Linked DNA regions of Homo sapiens: region 1 is linked to region 2. A link is a loop called in an ENCODE intact Hi-C map of the cell type or tissue named here. Cell type or tissue: PC-3. All regions are shown on one strand.

The links. A loop is a pair of places that touch in the nucleus more often than their neighbours do. Peaks named below come from ENCODE experiments on the same cell type or tissue, not always from the same donor. Only the 100,000 strongest peaks of a DNase experiment are listed, where the experiment ranks them.
Region 1: a loop joins it to region 2, with 2.0 times the contacts of the local background. A loop is called at or near these places in 3 of 110 quality-filtered maps.

What each region holds. Positions count from the first base shown.
Region 1 is chr4:150,143,895-150,146,394 of GRCh38, forward strand. The region is part of intron 2 of DCLK2 (doublecortin like kinase 2); the gene reads left to right. Among named protein-coding and RNA genes, the nearest start is that of DCLK2, 67 kb to the left of the region's middle. In PC-3, a CTCF peak has its summit at 1,417; no DNase peak of the experiment used is centred here; H3K27ac peaks cover 1,341 bases.
Region 2 is chr4:150,093,668-150,096,167 of GRCh38, forward strand. All of the region lies in intron 1 of DCLK2 (doublecortin like kinase 2), which reads left to right. Among named protein-coding and RNA genes, the nearest start is that of DCLK2, 16 kb to the left of the region's middle. In PC-3, no CTCF peak of the experiment used is centred here; no DNase peak of the experiment used is centred here.

The DNA of each region.
Region 1 (2,500 bases), 50 kb after region 2:
TTGTTTTTTTTTTCTGTTTTGAGTTCCTTATAGATTCTGGATATTAGTCGTTTGCCAGAGACATAATTTGCAAATATTTTTTCCCATTCTGTAGGTTGGCTGTTTACTCTGTTGATTCTCTCTTTTGCTGTGCAGAAGCCTTTTAGATTAATTAAGTCACATTTGTCTATTTTAATTTTTGTTACATTTGCTTTTGGGGTGTTCGTCATAAATTCTTTAATATTTGTTGGCATCAGAATTGACTTCAAGCTTAGTCAAGCCTAGGCCAATGTCCAGAAGAGTTTTTCCTAGGTTTTATTTAGGATTTTTTATAATTTCAGGTCTCACATTTAAGTCTTTAATCCATCTTGAGTTAATTTTTGTATATGGTAAAAGATAGGGGTCCAATTTTATTCTTTTGTATATGGTTAGCCAATTTCCCCAGTACCATTCATTGAATAGGGTGTCCTTTTCCCATTTATTTTTGTCAACTTTGTTGAATATCAGTTGTCTGTAGGTAATGTGGCTTTATTTCTGGGTTCTCTATTCTGTTCCATTGATCCGTGTGCATATTTTTGTACCAGTACCATGCTGTTTTAGTTACTATAGTCTTGTGGTATCATTTGAAGTTAGGCAACATGATACCTCCAGATTGTTCTTTTTGAATAGGATTGCTTTGACTGATTGGGGGGTTTTTGGGCTCCATACGAGCTTTAGGATTGTTTTGTTTTGAGACAGAGTCTAACTCTGTTGCCCAGGCTGGAGTGCAGTGGCATGATCACAGCTCACTGCAGCCTCAAACTCTTGGGCTCAAGTGATCTTTTCACCTCAGCTTCCCAAGTACCTGGGACTGCAGGCATGTGCCATCACACCTGCATTTTTAAAAAGATTATTTGTAGAGATGAGACGTCACCATGTTGCCCAGGCTGGTCTCAAAATCCTGGGCTCAAGATCCTCCTGCCTTGGCCTCCCAAAGTGCTGGGATTATAGGAGTGAGCCACAATGCCTAGCGTGTTTTCTCTAATTCTGCGCAATATGATGTTGATAATTTGATAGAAATTACATTGAATCTGTAGTTTGCTTTGGGCAGTATGGTCATTTTAACGATGTTGATTCTTTCAATCCATGAGAGTGAGATGTTTTTCCTTTTGTATTGTTGACAATTTCTTTCATTACTGTTTTGTTTTCTCCCTGTAGAGATCTTTCCTCTCTTTGGTTAAATGTATTACTGGTTATTTTATTTTTTTGTTGCTATTGTAAATGGAATTGAGTTCTTGATTTGGTTCTCAGCTTGAAAGTAAAACTTTGATTTCTGAAAATCTTTCAAGGAATGGTGACTCTTGACTTTCACTCTCTCCCTGGGGTTGCCTTTGATTTCCTCTGCATTACCAGGCATCACCCCCAGGGTTTACTGGGAGGCAAGTTGTCTGTCAGTTGTTAAGGGAGCAAACTATGGAGTTGCAGTGTTGGGATCTTGGGCTGGTTTTTTAATCTTTCTGTTTTCTTACATGTAAAAGATGATGATAATAAAAAGGTTCCCCAACATTGCCTAGTCCCCTAATAGGTGTTGAGTAAATGTTAAACTGTTACTACTTGAACACTTTAATACTTTTTTAAAGCCCAAGTGTTGGCAGAAAGTATTTTCTTATTTACTTTTGCCACTTGAGTCAGACTGACATTGTAGGAAGTAATTTTTCTCAATGCTAAGGGAAGAGGGATGATAAACAATTAAGAGTACCTACCATGTGGCAGTCATTGCATTAGGTGGTTAGATCTGTTATTTCACTTAGTTCTCATGACACATTTAAGGAGGTAGGTTGCCTTAGCCCAGTTTGATTGATAGCAACGTAACTTAACCCCTTTGAACATCAGTTTCTCTGAGACCACTCAACTACTATGTGCTTAGAGTTGGAATGCCAGCTCCTGATCTTTTTGGCTGCAAAGCTTGTATTTCTTCTGTAATAACTCACAGAAATAGTTATGGAATGACTCTCAAAAATGTAGAGTATCAAAGCTTTTTATAAAAAGAGAATATTCTACCAAAAACACAGAAACTATCAGTTTCAAACACTGCTGATTCTGAAGAGCTTATGCAGCTTCACAAGCAAATTGATTTATTCAAATAATATTTGGAAATAAAATTTTGAGCAAAACAATTTCCTGCCTCCTAGCCTCCTGTTCATCTTTAAGTGCTGGAGGCCATCTGATTTCCTGCCATTGGTGATATTAAGGGCCCTTGACTCATTCTGAGATAAAACCAGTAAAATACCTCACCCAAGAAAGTAATTTACTATGACAAGATCTGCAGGAGAAAAGTAGCATGTGTTTTACTTATTTATTTTTGCATGTGTTTTAGAGCTTTACCACTCAAGGTCTGGTCCATGGGCCCACGTCAGCATTACTTAGAAGTTTTTAGAAATGCAAAATCTCAGGTTCAACTTCAGCTCTCTTGAATTCAGAGTCTACAATTTCACAAAGTCCTCAGCTATTTGTATGCACAAATTTCAGATTCAGTGCTTTA
Region 2 (2,500 bases):
CACGCCCAGCCTCAATGGCATTTTTTACAGAAATAGAAAAACAACCTAAGATTCATGCAGAACCACAAAATATCCAAATAGCCAAATCAATCTTGAGAAAAAAGAACAAAACTAAAGGCATTACATTTCCTGATTCCAAAATATATTACAAAGACACAGTAATTAAAACATTATGATACTATCATAAAAACAGACACATGGAACAATGTAACAGAACCAAGAGCTTAGAAATAAACTCAAATATGTATGGTCAGCTGTATCTTCAACAGGGTTGCCAAGAATACACAATGGGGAAAGGACAGATTCTTCAACAAATGGTGTTGGGAAAACTGGATATCCACATGCATAAGAATGAAACTGAAACCTGGAACCTTATACATAAAAACCAACTCAAAATAATTTAAAAATTTAAATATAAGATCTGAAACTCCTAGAAGGAAAACATAAGGGAAAAGTTTCATGACATTAGTCTTGGCAATGATTTCTCAAGTATCACACCAAAAGTACCAGCAACAAATGTAAAAATAGACAAGTGGGACTACATCAAACTAAAAAGCTTCTACACAGCAAAAGAAACAAATCAACAGAGTGAAAAGGCAACCTACAGAATGAGAGAAAATGTTTGCAGATAACATGTCTGACAAGGGGTTAATATCTAACAGTGGAGATTTTAAATGTAGAGAGATTACTGTGCTTCAACTGTTTAAAAAAGAGTATGTAAATACATATTCCATTGATTAAAAGGCATATCACATTCATTAGACTACAAAGTGCGCTTGGACTCTTGGTGTTTTAATGGTCTGAAATGGAAAAGATACTGGTAGGTACTTGGTGTCTTCATCTCCTGCTAGTGCCCGTAGATGCCTTCAGTTGACTTTTGATGGACTGACATGACCTACGAGTGTCTCAGACCATGCATGAGGCCCTTCAGGAGCCTGACCCTGAGCCTCCCAAAGTCATTCTAAGTAAACTGTAACACTATGTGCTTATTTTGCCTGGATGCAATGCAAATGCAAACCATGAAATGTGTAAGTCTGTTTTGGAAATACGCATTTTCTTCATTACTTTGACAAACATGTTTTAAGTGCCTGTTGTATTCCAGGTCCTGTACTAGGTGTTGGTAATATGAAGAAGGTACAGTCAGTTTTTTGAGGGAGCTTCTAGTCTAGACAGTGGCTTGTAACCAGGGACTGTTTTCAGAGTCATTTGTGAAATCAAAACACCTTACCCACATGTTCAGTTCACTCTCACTTTCCAGTGATTGGCTTAGTTGAACTGGGGTGAGGCTTGGGTGTCTGTACTTATGCAACAAAATCACCTGATTTTTAAAGAAATTCTCCACTAAGAACCACTAGCAGAAACAAATAAATTGTAATTATGAGAAATTAATATATTGTAAGCTCAGTACAAAAAGAGTGAGGAGTGACATAATTTTTATTTTTCAACTATAATATACCTATAGAAAGTTCATAAAACACACGCAGCCAGAATTATGAAGTGAACCTCTTTGTGACTACTAGTCATGTCAAGAAATAGAATATTGCCAGCATCTGAGAAGCTCTCCCTGTGTCCCTTCCCATTTACAAGTCTTCTCTCTCCCATGGCAACAACAGCCTGGCTCTTGCTTTTCTTCATGATTTTACCGCCTATGAAGGCATCCCTAATCGATATAGTTTACTTTTTCCATTTCAAACTCTGTATGAATTAAATCATAGCACACATATTCTTTTGTCATCTTTTGCTCACCATTGTTTATAAAACTCATCCAAGTTGTTGCATATAGCTCTCATTTGTTCATTTTCATTAGTATGTAGTAGTTCATTAGTGACCTCACCACAATCTGTGTACCCTTTCTCTTGTTGGACATGTGGGCCGACTCTGATCTTTGGCTGTTGAGCAATGCTCCTATGAACATGTGTGTGTATATAGAGTGTCTATGTGAATGAGTTTCTCCAGGCTGTTTTCCTAGAGTGTATTTCTGGGTCATTGGATGTGTGTTGTTAACTTAGCACTAGATAATGCCAACCTAAGTGATTGAACCAATCAGTTTTTCCTAAGTGATTTAACCAATTTAAAAGCTTTTCAGTGTATGAAGGTTCCTATTGCTTTACTAAACTCTTTGCCAGAGGTGCTTAATCTTGAAGGGTCAGTGGAAGAGAGACAAGGAGAGAGGAGGAAGGTTATTTCCGGCGTATAAGAAGGAATGAGAATAAAGAGGGTATGAGAAGTTTGAAAGGAAATTGCAAGCATGCTGATATGACACTAATGTAGGAACCTGCAGGGAAGTGGTGGGAAATGAGGCTGGAAGTGTGTGATGTGCTGAAGAGTTTGGCCTTTGTTCTAAGGGCAGTAGAGAGACAAGAAAATCAAATATACATTTTTTAAAAACTTGTGACAGCTGTGTGGAGGGTGAGGCCCAGACATGGGGCTCTTTACTACTCTAATCCGGGAAGAAACGAGAGAAGGCAGGGTAGAAGGAGTTGGTTTCCAGAGGGGTTTA